Regions from separate parts of the Homo sapiens genome. Here region 2 is linked to region 1. A link is a loop called in an ENCODE intact Hi-C map of the cell type or tissue named here. Cell type or tissue: tibial artery. All regions are shown on one strand. Each heading gives the region's core, and the rest is flanking DNA. Links, peaks and the distances in the headings are about the cores only.

What was found. Hi-C counts contacts between places; a loop is a spot of excess contacts. Peaks named below come from ENCODE experiments on the same cell type or tissue, not always from the same donor. Only the 100,000 strongest peaks of a DNase experiment are listed, where the experiment ranks them.
Region 2: it touches region 1 in a loop (2.0-fold over the local background); 17 of 110 quality-filtered maps call a loop at or near these places.

The regions. Positions count from the first base shown.
Region 1 is chr17:58,619,205-58,630,268 of GRCh38, reverse strand. TEX14 (testis expressed 14, intercellular bridge forming factor) reads left to right here. Exons shown (of 32, transcript NM_031272.5): 4 at 7,257-7,422; 5 at 8,483-8,619. Among named protein-coding and RNA genes, the nearest start is that of IGBP1C, 67 kb to the left of the region's middle. RefSeq lists an enhancer at 8,513-8,822. In tibial artery, for the core only: no CTCF peak of the experiment used is centred there; no DNase peak of the experiment used is centred there.
Region 2 is chr17:58,527,488-58,538,475 of GRCh38, reverse strand. All of the region lies in intron 3 of SEPTIN4 (septin 4), which reads left to right. The region is part of intron 2 of SEPTIN4-AS1 (SEPTIN4 antisense RNA 1); the gene reads right to left. Among named protein-coding and RNA genes, the nearest start is that of SEPTIN4, 11 kb to the left of the region's middle. RefSeq lists a silencer at 6,215-6,664 and enhancers at 6,762-7,262, 9,036-9,536. In tibial artery, for the core only: no CTCF peak of the experiment used is centred there; a DNase peak (open chromatin) is centred at 6,515; H3K4me3 peaks cover 1,984 bases; H3K27ac peaks cover 3,542 bases.

The sequences.
Region 1 (11,064 bases), core at 368-8,367:
CTCACCAACATGGTGAAACCCTGCCTCTACTAAAAATACAAAAAATTAGCCAGGCGTGGTGGCGCATGCCTGTAATCCCAGCTACTTGGGAGGCTGAGACAGGAGAATCATTTGAACCCGGGAGGTGGAGGTTGCAGTGAGCCGAGATCGCGCCATTGTACCCCAGCCTGGGCAACAAGAGCGAGACTCAGTCTCAAAATAAAAAAAAAAGGGTGAATTTTGCCTGACTCTTATGGCTGTGGTTTAAAAGAATCAGAGTTTAGGCCGGGCATGGTGGCTCACGCCTGTAATCCCAGCACTTTGGGAGGCCGAGGTGGGAAGAGCAAAACTCCGTCAAAAAAAAAAAAAAAGGAAAAAAAAAAAACACGAAACACGAAAAGAATCGGAGTTTAATAGTTGGTCTAAATTTTATTTATTTATTTTTTTTTTTTTTTCAGACGGAGTCTAGCTCTGTCGCCCAGGCTGGAGTGCAGTGGTGCGATCTCGGCTCACTGCAAGCTCTGCCTCCCGAGTTCACGCCATTCTCCTGCCTCAGCCTCCTGAGGAGCTGGGACTACAGGCACCTGCCACCACGCCGGGCTAATTTTTTGTATTTTTAGTAGAGACGGGGTTTCATGATGCTAGCCAGGTTGGTCTCAGGATGGTCTCAATCTCCTGACCTCGTGATCTGCCCGCCTTGGCCTCCCAAAGTGCTGGGATTACAGGCGTGAGCCACCGTGCCCGGCCAATAGTTGGTCTAAATTTTAATATGAAACAGTAACACAGTGAATCAGTGACAGGTGAACATCTACTTTTTTTTTTTTTTTTTTTTTCCTGACACATGGTCTGCCTCTGTCGCCCAGGCTGGAGTGCAGTGGCAGGATCTTGGCTCACTGCAGCCTCTGCCACCCGGCTGCAAGCAATTCTCCTGCCTCAGCCTCCCTAGTAGCTGGGATTACAAGTGGGCACCACCAGGCCTGGCTAATTTTTTGTATTTTTAGTAGAGACAGGGTGTTGCCATGTTGGCCAGGCTGGTCTCGAACTCCTGGCCTCCATCCACCTTGGCCTCCCACAGTGCTGGGATTACAGGTGTGAGCCACTGTACTTGGCCGAACATCTCTTTTTGTGAAGCACTTCGGCTTTTGCTAGGGCCTTCTCAAATATTAGCTTATTTGACACCTTCTTGACAGAGAAGGGAGAGTGGGTGGTGGATATTTTTCAGTTCCCATTAAACAGAACCAGAAACTGGGGTTTTGGGCACTTAAGTGATTCAAGCTGATTTTCACAGGAATGCTAGAATATGAACAATCATAAAGTCTTTCCCATCTTACTTAAGGAGGCTCTGTTTAATGTACCTGCTTAAATTATTGATATTGGAAGCTTTTGTACTTTTTTTTTTTTTCTTGTGATGGAGTCTTGCTCTGTCACCCAGGCTGGAGTGCAGTGGCGCTACTACGGCTCACTGCAACCTCCGCCTCCCGTGTTCAAGTGATTCTTCTGCCTCAGCCTTCCAAGTAGCTGGGATTACAGGCACGTGCCACCACACCCAGCTAATTTTTGTAGTCTTTTTTTTTTTTTGAGACAGAGTCTCACTCTGTTGCCCAGGCTGGAGTGCAGTGGCGCAATCTCGGCTCATTGCAATCTGTGCCTCCGAGGTTCAAGTGATTCTCCTGCCTCAGTCTCCCTAGTAGCTGGGACTACAAGCGCGTGCCACCACACCCAGCTAATGTTTTATATTTTTAGTAGAGATGGGGTTTCACCGTGTTAGCTAGGATGGTCTCCATCTCCTGACCTCATGATCCGCCCGCCTTAGCCTCCCAAAGTGCTGGGATTACAGGCATGAGCCACTGCGCCCGGCCTAATTTTTGTATTCTTAGTAGAGGCAGGGTTTCACTATGTTGGTCAGGCTGGTCTCGAACTCTTGACCTCATGGTCCGCCCGCCTCAGTCTCCCAAAGTGCTGGGATTACAGATGTGAGCCACCGTGCCGAGCAGCTTTTGTATTTTATGTATGTGTGTTGTGGAGGGATTGGTTATAAAATTGCTTAGGGGAAGAAAACTTGGAAGCTTAGAAAAGCACAAAGAAAAAAGCCAATCAGTATGAGAATTAAGTAACCAGAGGTAACTTAAAACAATGAACATTTTGTTGTGTTTCCTTGCAGAATTTTTCTAGACTCACACACGCTCTACTGGCTCTACCGTATTGTTTAATTTCAAAGCCCGGAGAGAAAGGGGTCAGCCAGATGCAGTAGCTCACACCTGTAATCCCAGCAATTTGGGAGGTGAGGTGGGAGGATTGCTCGAGCCCAGGAGTTTGAGACTAGCCTGGGCAACAGAGACCCTGTCTATACCCAAAAAAAAAAAAAAAAAAAAAAAAGGTGGCATGGGGGCTGGCTCACCTGATGTTTGCATATACCCGTGTTGTAGGGAGGCCATATTGGGACAGTCTGCAGTTCTTCAGCAAAAATGCAACATTTTCTTTTTTCTTCAGTTTTTCCCACTTTTTTTTTTTTTTTTTTTTGAGATAGAGTCTTGCTCTGTCACCCAGGCTGGAGTGCAGTGGCATGATCTTGGCTCACTGCAACTTCTGCCTCCCAGGTGCAAGCGATTCTCCTGCCTCATCCTCCCGAGTAGCTGGGATTACAGGTGCCCACCACCACAGCTGGCTAATTTTGTATTTTTAGTAGAGATGCGGTTTCACCTTGTTGGCCAGGCTGATCTCAAACTCCTGACCTCAGGTGATCCACCAGCCTCCGCCTTCCAAAGTGCTGAGATTACAGGCATGAGCCACCATGCCCGGCCATTTCCCACTTCTTTTAGTTACTGAAACAAGGTGTATAAACATCGCCTTGAGTGATATAGTCATGACCATCATCACTTTCATATTCTGTATGACAGTATAATTCTGTTCAGTAAACATAAACCATTTTTTAAAAGCCTGTATAAAAAAATACAGATAAAAATTGAAACATTTTATAGTCATCTGCATTTACAACTGCTTTGTCCAGGCTTAAAGCTGATTTCTTTAAAGATCAAACCATTCAAACCTTTAATTTTCAAGATCAGGGAATTGAGACTAGCCCATAATATGGTACATAGTATTAATGACACAGCTGAGATCAGGAAGGAGCCCAGCTTCTGAAGACCTCAGAGTTTAAAGAAGTTCCCTTTTTCAAGTGTCCAGGAAGGACACTTGTAATGCCAGGCAATGCCAGGAAGGAAGTGGAAAGGGACAATAACAAGAGAGGATGGCAAACCCCTATGGCTTTGTATTTTCTGGTTGGGAACATTTTCATGTGACTTAAAAAATATCTGATGATTGGCTGCATAGAGGTACCGGGAAAAAAAGTTTTTAAAAAATTTTTATCTGATCAAGGTGAAGGGGAATTTCTGGGAGGAGGCTTTATTCCTTTTTTTGTTTTTGATGAAGTCTCACTCTGTTTTCCAGGTGGAGTGCAGTGGTGCGATCTTGGCTCACTGCAACCTCTGCTTCCTGGGTTCAAGCGATTCTCCTGCCTCACCCTCCCGAGTACCTGGGACTACAGGCGCGTGCCACCACACCTGACTAATTTTTGTATTTTTAGTTTTGCCATGTTGTCCAGGCTGGTCTTGAATTCCTGACCTCAGGTGATCCATCTGCCTCAGCCTCTCAAAGTGCTGGGATTTTAGGTGTGAGCTACCACACCCAGCCAGGAGGCTTTTTTTTTTTTTTTTTTTTTTTGAGATGGAGTCTCACCCTGTCGCCCAGGCTGTAGTGCAGTGGCACGGTCTTGGCTCACTGCAGCCTCTGCCTACAGGGTTCCAGCAATTCTCCTGCCTCAGCCTTCCAGGTAGCTGGGATTACAGGCACACGCCACTATGCCCGGCTAATTTTTGTTTGTATTTTTAGTAGAGACGGGGTTTCACCATGTTGGCTAAGCTGGTCTCGAACTCCTGACCTCAGATGATCCACCCGCCTCGGCCTCCCGATGTGCTAGGATTACAGGCATGAGCCACCGCACCCAGCCAGGAGGCTTTATTCCTATACGCTCAGTGGAAACGCTGTGATGGACTGGACCTATTGAAGTCACAAATCAGATGCCTACTGGACCAAGTAACTGGGTTTAGGTTTTCTCTGAGGAGGGTCAGGGATCTATTGCTGTTGGGCAGGAAAGGGGGGCAGGAAAGGGAGCCAGGAAAGCCAGATCTTCCGAATTTCCAAGAGCCGGAAATCCCAGTTTTTAATTTGAAATCTCCCAAATGTTGCCGGGCACAGTGGCTCACGCCTGTAATCCCAGCACTTTGGAAGTCCAGGGTGGGTGGATCATGAGGTCAGGAGATCGAGACCATCCTTGTCAACATGGTGAAACCCCGTCTCTACTAAAAATTAAAAAAAAAAAAAAATTAGCCAGCCATGGTGGCGGGCGCCTGTAGTCCCAGCTACTCAGGAGGCTCAGGCAGGAGAATATCTTCAACCCAGGAGGCGGAGGTTGCAGTGAGCCAAGATTGTGCCACTGCACTCCAGCCTGGGTGGCAGACAGAGACTCTGTCTCAAAATAAATAAACAAATAAATGAAAGCTCCCAAATGTTAAATATTGCCAACTATTTCAATTTTTTTGAACACTGTGTGTACCAAATAAAATAAACTTCTGAGTTGGCTAGGCAGAGACTCCAGTTTTTAGGCTTTACAATAAATAAATATGATAGTACACATTTTGATACCAGGTGGACCTGGATCCTCTTGTAAGCTTAGCTGGGTATAAATCATTATTCCTTTCCTCCTTAGCATTCATGAGAAATGAGAAATAATATCATCTGTGTCCTAACCCAGCTTTCTTACTGTTTGTGGGAGGAATGATTAGAAGATGGTAAGACAGGCTGGGCACAGTGGCTCATGCCTGTAATCCCAGCACTTTGGGAGGATGAGGCGGGCAGATCACCTGAGGTCAGGAATTTGAGACCAGCCTGGCCAACATGATGAAACTTCGTCTCTACTAAAAATACAAAAGTTACCTGAGCGCATGGTGGCAGGTGCCTGTAATTCCAGCTACTCGGGAGGCTGAGGCAGGAGAATCTCTTGAACACGAGAGGCAGAGGTTGCAGTGAGTCGAGATTGCACCATTGTACTGCAGCCTGGGGGACAAGAGCGAGACTTCGTCTCAAAAAAAGAAAAAAAAAAAACCCAAAAAACAAAAAAGAAGATGGTAAGACATTATACAAAGCTGTTTTTGCAGCAAGGAGGATATTGTGATTCCCACGATGCAGTGTGCTGGACTGCTTCTCTGCCCAGCAGTGGGAGAGAGCCTACAGTGAGAACCAATGGGATCAGTGGTTCCTATAAGCCTGTGTGCAGGCCAGCCTCTTTAGTATCACCAGGGGAATTTGAAAAACAAAACCAAACCAAACCACATTCCTGGGTCCTGTGCTTGCAGATTTTGTTTCAGTCAGTGTAAGGTGTAGTCTGAGAATCTGTGCTTTTGACAGATATCCCAGTGGATTATTAACTAAATTATGATACACCCATTCATTGGCATACTATGTAGCTGTTAAAAAGAATGGAGATGGCTTGTAGTTTCTCACTTGATCTTAGCCAAAAGGCCAAGAAGCGATGGCTTGTAGTTTCTCATATGGAAATTTCTCCAAGATAGATTCTTAAATGAAAATATGAAGGCTGGGCGCGGTGGCTCACTCTTGTAATCCCAGCACTTTGGGAGGCTGAGGTGGGTAGATCACCGGAGGTCAGGAGTTCGAGACCAGCCTGGCCAACATGGTGAAACCCTGTCTCCACTAAAAATACAAAAATTAACTGGGCATGGGTGGCGGGCACCTATAATCCCAGCTACTCAGGAGGCTGAGGCAGAAGAACCACTTGAGCCTAGGAGGCGGAGGTTGCAGTGAGCCGAGATCACACCATTGCACTCTAGCCTGGGTGACAAGAGCAAAACTCCGTCTCAAAAAAAAAAAAAAAAGAAAAGAAAAGAAAAGAAAATATGTAGATACAGAAGAGTTTGTATAGTGTATTCAGAGTCTCGCTCTGTCTCCCAGGCTGGAGTGCAGTGGCATGATCTCGGCTCACTGCAAGCTCTGCCTCCCGGGTTTTATGCCATTACGCCATTCTTAGCCTCAGCCTCCCGAGTAGCTGGGACTACAGGTATGCACCACCTACGCCCGGCTAATTTTTTTGTATTTTTAGTAGACACAGGGTTTCACCGCGTTAGCCAGGATGGCCTCGATCTCCTGACCTCGTGATCTGCCCGCCTCGGCCTCCCAAAGTGCTGGGATTACAGGCGTGAGCCACCACACCCGGCCTGTTTAGTGTATTCTTATTTATACTTGTATATACATAGAACATTTCCAGAAGGATACAAAAACTTGTAATAGTAATTGCATCTTGGTAAGAGAACTGGGTGTCTGGAGTTGGATGACTTTTTTCTTATCTTCTCTTCATCATCCTTTTCTTTCTCCTCCTCCTCCTCTGCCTCCCCCTCCCCTTCCCTCCCCCTCCTCCTCTTCTTCATCTTCTCCTTCTTCTCCTCCTCCTCCTTCTTCTCCTTCTTTCTTCTTCTTTTTTTTCCCTTCCTCCTCCTCCTATTTGTGTTTCTTTTTCAGTTAAAGAGAGAAAGTTCCCTGGTGATTCTGATGTGTAGCCAGGTTAGGAAACTAAGGCTATACATCATATCCTCACCATATCCTGGACACATTAAAGGCTGTCCCTTCATGTCTCAGACAGTTTACTGGCTTTGTTGAAATTTTTCTGAGGTGAAATTTTTCTGAGGTGTAGATCCTTGACTGCATTGCTGATGCCAAGGTTTTGTGCTCTACCACAGGATTTTCTTGGGGGGCTGTGGGGAGACATTCTCAAACGAGAGAGGTGGCGCCTTGTTAGGCTGTGCTTGACTAGCCTGATCCCAGGACACTGCAGGTGTGAAGACATTGTTTCTGGGCAGCCAATATCAGAGTGCTGGGGAAAGAAAATTGGATTTGGAACCAGATCTATGCCTGGGAATGAACCTCAGCTTTGCCGTTTTGTTTCCTCATCTGTAAATTGGGAAATGATACTTCCTTGAAGGGTTGAGTGAAGGAGGGAAAAAAAGGGATTGTGTGTGTGTGTGTGTGTGTGTGTGTGTGTACAGAAAGTTCCTGTGGGCACAGACAGGGGCCTCACAAATGATGTTGTTATATTCCTCGTCACCAACGTTGCCTTGTAGAATGGGAGCCCTGTGTTGCACGCTGAGCCCCGCTCCATGGAATGCAGGAGCATTGCCATGGACATCAATTGTACTCATCTCCCTCCCCAGCCGCTGCTTTGATGGGAGCACCCCTGTCCATGCAGCAGCATTTTCGGGCAATCAGTGGATCCTTAGCAAACTGCTGGATGCAGGAGGTGACCTGCGACTCCACGATGAGAGGGGTCAAAACCCGAAGACTTGGGCTTTGACAGCAGGAAAGGAGCGTAGCACCCAGGTAAGGGTGGGTCCCACTCTGTAGCCATGCCCACTAGAAGAGTACTGGGCTGAGAGTCAGGCTCCCAGTGGTCAGCACAGAGCGTACAGTGGCCTTAGTATTGGTACTGGAGTCTCAGGCTTGGATCGAAGCAAATTAGCCAGCTGCGAAACTTCCGGCAGGTCTAGTGAACCTTTCTACTCATCGTATTCGATGGGAAAGGCAAACAACTGTAATTTTGTCTGACCCATTTAACTAGCACTTACCATGACTCAGATGTTGTTTTAAATGTTTTTTATATATTAACTCAATCTTCACAACAACCTCTCAGGTAAGTACTATTAATGTCCTTATTGTACAGGTGGGGAAACTGAGGCCCACTGACATTAAGTAACTTTGTTTGGCAGGTGGGAATTTTTTTTTTTTTTTTGGGAAGGAGTCTTGCCCAGGCTGGAGTGCAGTGGCGCGAGCTCAGCTCACTGCAACCTCCGCCTCCTGGGTTCAAGCAATTCTCCTGCCTCAGCCTCCTGAGTAGCTCGGATTACAAGCATGCACCACCACACTCAGCTAACTTTTGTATTTTGAGTAAAGACGGGGTTTCTCCATGTTGGCCAGGCTGGTCTCGAACTCCTGACTCAGGTGATTCGCCCACCTTGGCCTCCCAAAGTGCTGGAATTACAGGCATGAGCCACTGCACCCAGCTGGTGTGATGTGTTTTAATGAAGACTAAATAACATAAATGTAAAACTCAAAGGGCAGGTACAGTGCCAGGCCCCTCTGTGTGCAGTCTCCTTTCTGGGGCTCCTGCTTATTAAAGCTGTTGGGCCTTGGACCAGCAAATTTTACTCGTCTTGGCCTTGGTTTCCTCATCTGTTGAAGGAGGGAGTTGGAGGAAATTGTTTCCCTAAAGCCTCTCCCTGAAAACATTCCATACCTTTAGAAAATCACCTGGGCCCTTTCCTTTTGAGAGGTTTTTCTGTTGGGGGCTCTCAGCTCCTCGGACCACTTATCTTCATACCCAAGCTTCCATTCCATTGAGAACTGGTGCGCCCGCACTGGGCATCTCTGCGATGTTTTGCAGATAGTGGAGTTCATGCAGCGCTGTGCCTCACACATGCAGGCCATCATCCAGGGCTTCTCTTACGACCTCCTGAAGAAGATAGACTCCCCGCAGCGGCTTGTCTACAGCCCGTCCTGGTGTGGGGGCCTCGTGCAGGGGTGAGTACTGCCTTGAGCAGAGTGGGATAGTCTCCATCACCCAGCCTTCCTCGTGGGAGCCCTGCAGCATGGGTTGCCTCAGCTCCTCCACATCAGTGCCCTCTGGCATCTGGCCCATCCAAAGGGGTGTGCTTGGAAAGAAAAGGCTTGGCCTTGATGAAGGAAGGCCAGAGGATCACCTTTCGCCCTCTCTCTCCTCTCCCTGAGAAGGTGTGAGAGGAATGAGTGTGGGCTCTGATGGAAACCACCCTGTGGTTAGCAGAAGGAGAACATCTCAGGTCTGAGGAGCCCAGCAGAAAACCCTTACCCAGCAGGACACCTGGCTGGCTTTTTTGTCATCTCCTGAACCACAGAAAGAGTGTTCCTTTATTACTAAGGTTGCAAAAGACCACAAATGCTTAACTTACGGTTTCTTGGGCTATTTTCAGCTGATACGAGAGACTTGCTGCCAGCTGGATGGGCAGCCCCCTCTTCTCCCATCACAGCTGCAGGAGGTGGGCTCCATGCTTTTCTCCATGCTCAGGGTTAAGCTTGGAAGGGAGGAGTGTCATTTTAACTTCTCTGGGATTGGTTGACTTAGGGTTTGTATGTAGAGAATCCTTCCCATTTGGCTTTCCTCTGATGGCATCTCTTTCTGTAAGCAGGGTAGCTGGGCTCACCACACTTTTGCAGGCTTCCTTGTCCTGTCATTCATGCACTTTGAGTCCTGGCTTTCCTCTGATGATTGGATGCTGCTGGCTTCTCAGGCGAGATGAGTTCATGATTCCGTTAACTCCTAACGGCTGTGCTGCGTGCCACTCTGGCCAGTTTTGGCTCTTTGCTCAGCATCCAGAATGACCTTTTAAAAATGGAAATCAGGTGGCTGGGTACAGTGGCTCACACCTGTAATCACTTTTGGAGGTTGAGGTGGGTGGATCACCTGAGGTCAGGAGTTCGAGACCAGCCTGGCCAACATGGTGAAACCCCCGTCTCTACTAAAAATACAAAAATTAGCCGGGTGTGGTGGCATGCACCTGTAATCCCAGCTACTCAGGAGGCTGAGGCAGGCGAATCACTTGAACCCAGGAGGCGGAGGTTGCAGTGAGCCGAGATCGCACCACTGCACTCCAGCCTGGGTGACAGAGCAACACACTGTCTCAAAAAAAAAAAATATTAGCCGAGTGTGTTGGTGTGCTCCTCATAGTTCCAGCTACTCTGGAGGCTGAGGTGAGAGGATCACTTGAATCTGGGAGGTGGAGGTTGCAGCAAGCCAAGATCATGCAACTGCACTCCAAACTGGGTGACAGAGCGAGATCCTGTCTCAAAAAATAAAGTAATCAAATAAAACTAAAATAATGGAAATCAGGTTGTACCACTCTGCTAAAACTCCTTAAGGACCTTCCCCATGGCTATTAGGATAGGTTTAGAAATCCCTTATCCGGCCTTGGAGACCCTGCCTCATCCAAGCCCTCCCCCTTCATCTCCTGCCTCTGCCCCTGGCGCTTGTATGGAGACCCGTCCTTCAGAGTTTAGAGAATTGTCATAGTTTGCAATTATTTTATTTGTATATGTTCTTCTCCAGTTTTCCAATTAAATTGTGAATTCCAAGAGCTCAGGGGCTGTGTCTATCCTATTCATTGCTACTAACCCTTAGCTGCTTGGTGCATGGTAGGGCTCTGTACAAGGAGAGGAGGCTCATGAGTGAGCCTGAAAGGAAAACCCAAGTGTAAATGTGGATGAGCTTTTACAATCTTAGTTACTCATCTAGATACAGCATTTAGTTTAGAATTAGAGGAAACATTCTTACGGGGTTAATGGAATGCTTACATGGAAATACACTCCTCTTCCCCCACCTTTTTTTTTTTTTTTTTTTTGAGACTGAGTCTTCTCTGTCGCCCAGGCAGGAGTCCGTGCAATCTCGGCTCACCACAACCTCTGTCTCCTGGGTTCAAGCAATTCTCCTGCCTCAGCCTCCTTAGTAGCTGGGATTACTATAAAATTAGCACACCTGGCTAATTTTATATTTTTAGTAGAGATGGGGTTTCACCGTGGCCAGGCTAGTCTGGAATTCCTGACCTCAGGTGATCCGCCTGCCTCTGCCTCCTGAAATGCTGGGATTACAGGCGTGAGCCACCGTGCCCGCCCCCCCTCCTCTTAATGTAAAAAACCACACAAATTCTTGAAATTAGAGTTAGCCTCTAAGATTTGTGAGTGGTGCCGTGTCAGATAAGATTCCTCACACGTGTGTTTGCACAGAGCTTGGACTGGGGAAAGAAGAAAAGCACTGAGTTGAGGACAGATGGCTGTAGATGACTAGAGTTAGTTTTTTTCTCCCCTTAACCCAGCCGAGTTATATAGATGTGTGCTGAGAAATTTAGGTAAGAGAGCAGGAAATGTTGGTCTGAACTGCAGTTGTCCAGGTCACTGTTTGAGAACACTCGGCTCTTTTGCTTAGAAAGAACTCTC
Region 2 (10,988 bases), core at 1,553-9,552, 93 kb after region 1:
AGATCCTGTGTCCTCAAGGCATCTGACCTACTCATCCTTAAATGTGACTTCTCAGGCTGTCATAGGGCAAGGTGGTTTACTCTCTGCTCTATCAATTATGCAAGAAACCAACTCTGGAAAATAGGCCAGGAATCAGAGGAGGCCATCTCACTGATACTTAAGGCAGACCTCAGTGTCTTTTGGATGACATGTCATGTGACCCTGAAGGGATGGGATGATCAGCCTCCTGTTGGCTTTTGAATCACAGGGACATTTTGCTCAGGTTGGCTTCCTTTACAAAGCGAAATCCAAAGCCTCTGAGGAACTCAGGGAGTTTCCACATTCATGAGGATGTTCACAGAATCCTAGGTCATGGGCTATGTGAAAGGAACCCTCCCTCGCTTTTTTTTAAAGTGTTCTGTTGCCCAGGTTGGAGTGCAGTGGTGCAATCCATAGCTCACTGTAATCTCGAATTCCTGGGCTCAAGTGATCCTTCTGCCTCAGCCTCCTGAGTAGTTGGGACTATGGGCACCAACCACTGCACCCGGCATTTCTCTTGCTTTGGGCAGAGGCTCGTAGTTGAGAAGAAAGAATTGTTGAAAGAATGGAGCAGAACTGCTGAAAACGGGGCAGGGCATCTCAGGAGGCTTTTTTTTTTTTTTTTTTTGAGACAGAGTCTCGCTCTGTCACCCAGGCTGGAGTGCAATGGCGCGATCTCGGCTCACTGCAACCTCTGCCTTCTGGGTTCAAGTGATTCTCCTGCCTCAGCCTCCTGAGTAGCTGGGATTACAGGCACCCGCCACCACGCCCAGCTAGTTTTTGTATTTTTAGTGGAGACGAGGTTTCACCAAGTTGGTCAGGCTGGTCTCGAACTCCTGACCTTGTGATCCACCCACCTCAGCCTCCCAAAGTGCTGGGATTACAGGCATGAGTCACCACGCCCGGCCTTGGGAGGATTTTTATAGCAGTTTGACCATTGTTGCACAGCTTCTTAGGAAGCAAGCATCTTACCCTGTCAGATGGCACCCTGTTCATTTCCAGCTACCATGGGCAGCCAATTCCAGAGCAGGATGGAAGGCTGGTGGCCTCTGGCTAAGACTTGCTAACCTGGGGACAGGGTAAGTTGACCAACTCATCAGGGTTTGCCTGGGACTTTGCTGGTTTTAGCACTGAAAGTCACATGTCTCAAGAACCCCCTCAATCCTGGGCAGACCAGGACAGGTGGTCACCTAATACAAGCTGTGGTGCAGTCTGCCTGGAAGCACAGAGGGAACAATGTCCTGGCTTCACAGTGAGACCTGGGCAGGTTACTCCCTCTGCCTATAAAATGGGGGCAGGAATATACAATGCTTTTCTCTCAGACTTGATAGCAGAGCTGAGGCCAGACTCCCTTAGTTCTTTGTTTTGCCCAGAATAGTCCCACATAGGGAAGAATCTGCCACATCCATTGTGGACTTTTTGGTGTATTTTCAGAAGGTGTGTGGTGACTGAAACCCATCTCCAACATCACATCTTTCTGCAGAGTAGTTTGGTGCTGTTTGAAATGGTGGATTTTCCAAGTAACAGAAACAGTGGGCCTGGGTAGATTAGGGAGCTTGGCTTCAGAGGCCAGGGTGCATACTTGGGTGAGGAAGTAAATCTGTAACCCAGGAGCCACCCTGACAGGTGCTCAGCCAGAGGAAGGCTGTCCTGAGAGGCAGAAATGGCCATGTCCCCTCACCCTCCTCTGCTCAGCTGCCTTTGGCTCAGCTGCTGTTAGGGGAGCAGCAGGAGACAGCTGCACCTTGGGGGCTGAATGAAGCCTGGAGGAGGGGGACAGAATGTGAGGCAGTTCCTGAGGGAAGCTCAGGCTGACACTGTGGGTGTCGCTTCCTTGGCACACCCACTGCCGGCAAAGTCATCTAGTTCCAGAGGTCTCCACAGTGGCTGTTTCTGGGAATTTGGGTCGGTAGGTCTGAGACCAAGCACCAGCTTTCTAGAGATGGTGTCTAGCTGGAGAAGCTGACTCCACAGGTGGTGGCGGCTTGGTCATTCCAATGTCAATTTAATCTAAGGCATTACTCTGGTATTCTCTGTCCTCCCATCTCTCTACACCTATTACACATGCACACTCCAAATCCTTTGGAGGGAAGGCATTTGAAATAGTCACAGTTGACAGTTACTGGTTTGATGTTGATAATTTTCTTATTAATGGAGATAATAGCTACCATTCATTTAGTGATCATGTTAAGTGCATTAGTGGGTTTTCATAGTAACCTATGAGTGGATTTATTCTCCCTATTTCACAGATGAAGAAATTGAGGCTCAGAGTTTGTTCATCAAAGCTGGAAGCATTTTAAGGAGCAGTCTGTCCCAGGGAGTCAACTATATGGTATAGAAACCCTTCTTCTATAGCCACGTCTCCCTGGAAAATACTTCTCAATATTTCAGCAGCACCTTTAGATATCAAGAATTGTGAAGGGAAAGGTTTTAGTGAGAGTAACATCTGTGTCTTTGTATGTGAACCACGGGGCTGGGAGGTGGGTGTGAGCTTGTGAGCAGCCAGGATGAAGGGCAAGTGAAGGGTCAATGAAGCGCAGAGCCTCAAGGCTTGTCTGGGCTCTAAAATCAGAATGGAAAACTAATCAATGAGTCCTTTTAGTCAATCCATATTGATCAGCCATCTCCTGGGGGCAGAGGCCTGGACACCCAGAAAAACATCACATCACATGTTTGCTGATTTGAAGTGAGCAGAGGTTAAAAGAAAAGACATAGTCCCTGCCCTTGAGGAGCTTGTGGTGAATTTGGTAGAGAAAAGTATACAGATGGGTCACTTGAAAGGGTGTGGACATCAAAGGACAAAGCAAAGTCCAATGAAATGAGTCAGCAAAGCTTCCAGCATGGAGGCATATGGAGGGTAAAAGCCAGGGAAAGACAGATTTTGGCTCAGTATAGTGAAGACTTTGGTAACTTGGCAGCCCAAAGGTTGAAGGGCAGTTGTTAGAATCAGTGAATTTTTGGCCATCGGAGGTATGTATTCGAGCAGAGGCTGGGAAGGCAGGGGAGCCTTCAGACATCTGGTGAGTAGTCACATTAGGAGGTTTGTAAGTCCTTTCCAACCCTGAGCTCCTATGGCCCTGCCCTGTTCACGGAGGGTGTTGGAAGGACTGTCTGCCCTATCAGAGTGGCTGGCTTCTAGCACCCTGCCAGCTCTGGAACTGCCCCTCTTTGCAGCCATTCAGCAGGTGCCAGGAAACACAGTGTTCCCCAGCCTTGCCACCCACACCTTATGCCTGCCCCCAGGATCATGGGACACATGGCAGCAGCTGGGGGAAGATTTGGGCTTAATGTATTTTGGTTTATTGCCTTTGTCCACCACAGACCTTGTTGGACAGACTTGCTGAGGTTTCCTTGAAAGACACAACCCAGTGATAGCCTTTGGTCCAAGGACTCTCTGACTGTATCGTCAGTGACTCATCTATCTCACTGGGGAAGGGATGTACAATTAGTTCTTGCGCCACTTTAGGGAAACTTAGCTACTGAAAGGCAGAAGTGGCCATTGCTAGTCATGCAGATCTGAAATCCTGATTTCCTGTGGTAATTGCTCTTTATTATCGGCTTTGAACCTGGGCCCTGGGATGGCCCACATGCAGCCTCCTTGCTTAGGTCCTGTGCCATACAACCTGCACCTATGGGTGGGCAGGAAAGACCTAGTGGAGGGGGCCAGGACATATCATGTTGGCCTGACCTAAGCAACGGAGCCCAAGACAGCAGGCTAGAGCTATGGTGGCTGAGCTGAGTTTCCCAGCTAGACACTCCCCTAGACACTTGGCTCAGATACCATGCCCTAGCAGTGCCTGGGGAGTTGTACTGTAGTCAAGGCCATCAATGCCTGGTGGGATGTTGAATTTTGAGGGAGAACTAGCGCTCCAAGAGTTAAGCCATGCTGAAGCAGAGTTGGCCAGGCCACCTGCTGGCTGGAGATGAGGAAGAGCACTCGGTAAATCCCCAGTGACTGACGCAAGGGCTGCTGTATCTTGGCCCTGCAGGTATTAGACCCTGCCTCCATCACACAGAATGTAAGAGCTAGACTTGGGAGAAGTCCAGTCTTCTCTTTCAGTGGGGGAAACAGAGGCCCAGAGAGGGCAAGGGACTTTCAGGCAGTGAGATAATAGCCAAGTTGGCATGGGACTTGTGCCCAGGCCAAGTTCTCTCAGAGCTCTCCGAATGCTGCAGTAGGTTAGCATGCAGGGCTTGTGCAGGTGGGATGGCTCAAAGTCAGTCTTCAGCTTTTATTTCACCCAGCATGCCTCATGTTAGGCCTGTGGTACAGTGATTAGAAAGAGATTAGACCCCAATATTCTTGGCTTAGAGCTAAGTTCCGTGGTCCCAGGACTTGCTTGGGGCCTCACTTTCCTCAAGGCAAGCTGGTACCAACCTGCTGCCTGGGCAGCAGGTGCCAGAGAAGAGCTGGGATTCCAGCCACAGCTGAGGATGAGCTGGTTGGGCTGCCTTTTGAAATGTGTCTGTGTCCACACTTGGAATTCAGCTGAGGCCACGGGGAGGGGCATGTTATAATAGAGGAAAACAAGGGTTTCTGCTGGGGCCTGTCTTCCCTGATGTAGGCTTTCTCCTTACCCTAGGCCACAGGACTCTGGAAGCACGCAAGAGGTATTCTTAGAGTGCATACATGAGTATTGGAGGCCCAGGGCTTTGAACAGTGGGGCTTTGTATAGTCCAAGCTTGACATTTGGGGCTGATGGTAGCAGCAGCTGCTGCTTCTGCAGACTTCCAACTGCCATTGGTTTCTCTCTTTATGTCTTTGTTTTCCTGAGTACAGCTTCCGATCCCCTGATCTACCCCAGGTCTTTTCCGGGAGCCTCTCTGTACCTTTAGAGGTTCCCTTTCAGGGAACCCAAGCTGCTGCCCCCATCCTACACGTCCTCCCCCTTCACTCAGATCCTGGGCCCTCTCCTGAATCACTGCATGTCCAACCTTTCTCCAGCACCTCCTGCTGCTGCCTTGTTCTCTTATCTTCCTCCAAGGCCTATAGTAGCATACAGCATATCCTCCTTCCCCCACTGCATCCACTTTTAGAAGGCCAGAGCTGTAAGGAAGCTTAGAAATCATCTAGTTTAATCCCCTCATTTTCAGGTATGGAAATTGAGACCCTGACAGGTGAAGTAAGTTGCTCAAGGCCACCCAGCTAGGAAGGTTTCTCCTCAACCGGCTGGCTCATGAACACCCTGCCATCTTCCAGTCCACCAGTGCCAAACAGCCAATAACATCTCCAGTAGCAGCCCCATTGTTTTTCTCAGCCTGATCTTACCTGCTGCCCCAGGCCCTCTTCCCTCCCCTGGCTGAGTTCTGACTGGTCCCAACCAGTGCTACTGGTTCACAGGTCAGACTGAAATACAGCAGGCAGGCCTCTGGCACTTCTACCAACAGAGAGGGCCGTGCCTGTGGGTCTCAGTTTTGTCCAGAGTGTATTCAGGCAGAAGCCAGTCAGCCTGCCATTGAGAGAGGGGTCTTGCGGGTCAGGAAGGGACATGCTTCTGGAAACTTCCACAGGAGCCTGACCAGCTCAGACCCTACTTAGCTCAGGGAATCCCTCACCAACACCCCACTCACCAAGCATCTGCCTTCCCCTAGCTGCTGCTCTGACCTTTCTGAGCCTCTAATGCCTCTAAAGCTTCTGGGGCATCTGTCCCCTCGGCATCTCACCTGCTTGTCAGAGGAAGAGTGGCCCAGCTGGGCCTGGGTCACGCCTGGGTTGGCCTCTCCTGAGGCCCTCCCCACTGTCCTCAGCCACAGGCAAGGCTACACCGCCCTGTTAAAGCCACTCAGCCTCTCCCTTCTATCCTTCCAGCAGATGATCCCTGGATAATTTGTGCAGCAAATCCTCTTTAATCTGTAATCTGGGGTACTGCATGAAGGGAACCTGCCTCTAACCTGCCCCTTCACAGCTCGGGTGGAGGTGGAGAATATCTGACATTCCCCTTTAGGAGGTGTAGTGATCAGTAACTTGGGCATCAGCCGGATTCACTTTGTGAAAACCTTGTTGAATCCCTGCGGTAACTAATGGTTTCTCTCCAACTCATGCAGCAACTCCCCCTCCCTTCCAAAGGCGTCTCCTTCTGGGGATGTCAGGTGGGCCGTTCCTTTTTCTTTGGGAACTGGCTCAAGCCCCCGCGGTGCTTCTGGAGCTGAGTAAAAAAGAGCCAGGTGTCCAGTGCAGCCCGGGGACGAGGAGCTGAGGCTCCCCGCTCTGTCCTGGGTGACTCTGCATACTCTGCGCATCCGGGGGTCGCGGGCTGCGAGGCCGGCCCCCAGCTGGGCACCCCGACCCACTTCGCGCCGGCACCGCTAGCAGCTGAGGTACAGGCCCCGCCCCGGGGCCGACTCGCTCCGCCCCCGCCGCCGGGCCCCTCCCGCAGCGGTCCGCACTCGGGGAGGCGGGAGGGTGACGGCGGTGCTGCGAGGTCGGCGCGCAGCTCCGCCGCGGGTCGCTCGGGCGCTGTCCAGGCGGAGCCGGCCCCGCCCGGGCTGCAGCCATGGTAAGGCAGGCAGGCAGGCGGGCGGGCGCGGGGCAGGGCTGGGGTGCGCAGGGCCGGTCGCTCCCGGGCGGCTGCAAGGGGACCCGCGGCACCGCAGCCGCGGCTGTGCAGGGTGGGAGGCGCCGTCGCCGGCCCCGGGCACAGGCTGGCACTGCTGCCGGGCGGCGGTGCGTCGCTGCTCCCAAGTTTTTCCCTCTGAGCAGCCACGGAGTGGGCGCCAACCCCTGGGTGATGCCTGCGCTCTAGGACGAAGGGGTGGGTCCGTGCTGAGGGAGGTGCCCGCTGGTGGAGACGCGCTTGTTGGGCTGGGGAAGGCGCATCAGTAATAAGCGGAGGTGAGGGTCCCCATCCTCGCCTGGGTCAGCTTTTACCTGAGTAACCCCTCCTCACCCACCTACCCTGGGCACAGGGGCCAGTACCAACTTCATTTGGAAAACGCAGAGGAGGCCCACAAACACTGCCTGCCTCACCAGGAGGGATGGTAAGACGCTTGGCCCCTCCTTCCCTCAGCCTGACAAGGGGCAGTCCCTGGCCCTTTCCCAAAGGGACCCCAGAGAGGGGGAGGCCCAGCCCACCATCCTGCCCGGTGGGATTAGCTATATCCTTCTGCCCCTGGGACAGGAACCATGGGAAAGCTTCCTCCTGCTGCATCTACCCGCTCCCTCCCCACCAGCCAGGTCCCTCTGCAGTGTGTGGGGGTGGGGGCACCCATCCCTGCCACCTGCCTGTAGTGGGAAGAGAAACAGTAACCCCAGCCAGCCTCCCTGGAGGTGCCCAGGTAGGAAGTTTTTGATGCTTGGCTCTGAAGATGTAATCTCTTCTCCTGACATTGTTGCCAGAGCCTGCCACAAATAACGTAAGGGTGTCAGGACCTCTAGGCCACACACCGTCCTCTCCTCTCAGTCTGGAAGCCCCACAGCCTTTGCCCTCTGCATTGGGGGACACAAACTGTTTACAGCAGGGGGGGATCACTGACCAGCCTGTGGGGCGGGATGTTGGCTGTGGGCAGCCTCCAGAAGGGAGCTCCCTGGGCCCCCTGGGATCAGAAGCTTTCAGGTTTGGTAGGGCCAACCTTTTGGGCTCTTGTCTCTCAAGCTGTGTCCAGGCAGAGGCCCAAGCCTTGGCCAGGAAGTCTTGGTGACCCTGTGACCTTCCCCCAACGGGGGTTCCTGAGAGAGGCCTGTCCTTATTCCTTTCCCCCACTTCTCCCCACATGGTGGATGGATGGACTGATTGTTCTAGGGATGGAAGCCTAGGGAAGCACTGATTGTCCCCAGTGCCAAGCCCAGCAGGGGCTAGAGGGGCTTTTTCTGCCACACACTAACTTCAGTTCAGCTGAGGTCTTGGTGCTTTCGGCTTGTCCGAGGCCACACTGTTCTTCTCTAATTAAAGACACACCCCCCTCCACCCCAACCACCATCACCAAAGTCCCCATCCTCAGGCCCCTGCCCTCAAGCCAGCCAAGTTCTTAGGCTGACTGGTTCAGATCAGACTCCTCTATGAGGGTCTCTTTGTCAAAGGAGGTCAGTGTCCTAGCTGCTTTGGGAATCAGTGGGGGAGACCCCCCCAACCCAGCTATGCCAGGGGGTTTAAATTTACATGTGAAAAGAATGACAGGCCAACATTAATGACCATCCTGTGACTTGGGATGCACCTTCTCTTCTCAGGTTCAAAGCAGCTTAAGGTATCTATCATCTGGGAGTGCTTTCTCTCCCCAGCCTCGCTGGGAGGCAAGGAAGGGCCATTCACAACTGAACATTAAGGTCCTCAAATTAAGACACTATCCAGACTCACAAAAGATGTTTCCACCCAACCAGAAACAGTGGACCCCTGACCCCTAGTTGAGTGCACACTTCCAACCAGGCCCCTTAATTTATCTCCCACCTAAATGGCAGCTCTGAAGCTTCTGGGCTGCCAGCCTCCCATTGCCTTGAACCCGTGCTCCTCAGAGACCAAGTGCTAACAGCTCCCCTGTTGACACTATGGAAGCCATGGAGTGATCTAATTGATACAGGTTGCTATAAGTCAGAGGTCAGGTGTCCTAGGGTAAGGGGAGTCCCTGGAGCAAAGTCTTCTCTGTGGCTGATGCTCCCTGCAGGGAAATTTAGGAGCAGATTTCTGAAACAGTGACGTTCCTCACAGGAAAAAAAAAAAAAAACAAATGAACACTTGGGAAGAAGTGTGGGACCATTCCCACAAAAACCTATATGGGGGAGTATAGGACATCTCACCTACTCCAGCACTGCTTAAAGTTAAGGTGAAAGAGAGACTGGGGGATTGAAATCCTTTGGGAATGGGTATCCTAGGTGGCTGTCCTCATGTGCTGATGGGCCAGGTCACTTGGGGATAGCTCATAGTCCTCATACAGGCCACAGTGTCCTTGGGGGTTAACAGGAGAGGTCAAATGGATCAAAAGCCTGGCTGCAAACAGACATTGGGAGGTTGGTGCTGTGCCCACCAGGGTAGGCAGCAGGCAGGCGTCATGGGACAGCCAATCAGAGGAGGAGGGGACTGCAGAGGAACCAAGTGATCCTGCTGCAGCTGAGCTGTCCTTGGAGGGTGGGAGCCAAGGGAAGGGGAGGAGAAGAGGGGTGGGGAAGGACATTCCACAGGCTTTTTTGGCCCCTGCCAGAGACAGAAGGGGGTCAAAGAGAAAGGGAAAGGAGCAAGCCAGGAAGCCAGACAACAACAGCATCAAAACAAGGCTGTTTCTGTGTGTGAGGAACTTTGCCTGGGAGATAAAATTAGACCTAGAGCTTTCTGACAGGGAGTCTGAAGCGTGGGACATGGACCGTTCACTGGGATGGCAAGGGAATTCTGTCCCTGAGGACAGGACTGAAGCTGGGGTAAGGTGCTGCTCTGGGAGATGGGTGGACGTGACCTGTCTTCCCCCTGCCTTGGCTGGGATTGGGGCTCAAAGTCAGAAAATGATTTGGTCACTGGCAGAGCTGGGAGTGGGGATGGACAGGCAGGAGGTGAGGACCCTGGTGTCCTGACTCCTTGTCTAGAGCCCCTGTGGCCCCCTCCATGCGGATGAGCAGCCAGGGCTGGCAGAGATGAGGATGGTGCTGGGTTCCCGGAGGCTCTGCTGGAAGATCATGGGGGCTAGGGATCTTCATTAGGGCCTTCCTTTCTCCCTTCCCTGCCCCTCCACTCAGTGCTCCTGGGAAACCAGGTGAAGCACAGCTTTCTCTCTCCCACCCTTGTCCTGACCCCCAGACCAACGGCTGGGTCATTGTGGATTTGTGCAGAGAGGCAGGATTTCCTGGAATTCCCCAGACTTATTAGCTGCCAGACAACACGTCGTGCTGCCCCCAGTCCCACCCCTTCTCTGTTGCCATGTAATTAATTGTCTAAGCTGGGACACTTTTGAGAGTGAAAGGGCACAATTAATCATGATGCCAGGACAGCAGGCATAGACTGGGATGTATGGTCACCACTGGACCTCACAAATGTCATAGGTGAGAAAAGCCTTGGGTTAGGCTTGCCTCAGGATAGCCTCTTCTGGTCACCCAGCCTCCATCTGCTGGTTCTAGTTTTGGGCTAAGGGGCCTCTTTTCCTCCCCTCTGTCCAGGCGAGCACTGGAGACTATGGCTATAAGCAGGTGTGAAGACTTCAGAGGCAACAGCCTGGCAGTAGCTCCTAGCAGACTTTTCCCTCTAACCTCCCTATCTCAACCTCTTCCCTCTGGCATACACCTGGCAGTATGCATATCTGCCTCCCTCAATTCTTCCCTTTGCAGGAAGACTGTGGCTATCTTATCTTCCTCACTCTAGCTGGGACTCCACAGTGGTCTGGGGTAGTCCCCACTGGCTTGGCTAACCCTCAGAGAGTGAGTCAGCCTCTGCAGCCGGCCCTTGTCCATTGTCTGGGGGTGGCACGTGGGTATTGTGAGGCAGAGCTGAGCCCAGCACTGCCAGGCACCCCACGAAGGAGGCTGACCCCCAAAGGAGAGGAGAATCTTTAGGGTCTAGAGCTGACAATGAGAGTTGGGGGAAACAGTTCCTCTTCTGAGCTGAGGATGGGGTAGAACAGGCTTCTACAGAGGAGTCAGTCCATTCTCTGCCTTCCACTCCCTGTGGGTCATGGTTCAGGCCAGGCCCTCTCGTGCACTGCCGGCTCTGGGCAGAGGGGGTAAGGAGACAACTCAGGGTGCTTCCCCTTATATGTCCCTCACAGTTGGGGGCTGTCAGAAGCTCTGGAGGCCCAGCCTTTCCCAGGCTCTTCCATCCTCCCTCACCTGGTCTCTCCCAGCTGCCTCCCACCCACAGTCAGCATCCACTGGCGGGTTTACTCTTCTCTCCCAGGGCCCAGGGTCAGATTTGGGTGTGGCTCAGTGTCTGGAGTAAGGGGTAGGATCAACTATACTGAGCGCTGGGCAGTGAACCCTGGGAATTGAGCACCAGCAGTAGAATCTGTACCCCAGTCCCCCAGCTCACCAGTAGTGACAGGAGGTACAGAACCCCCTGCTG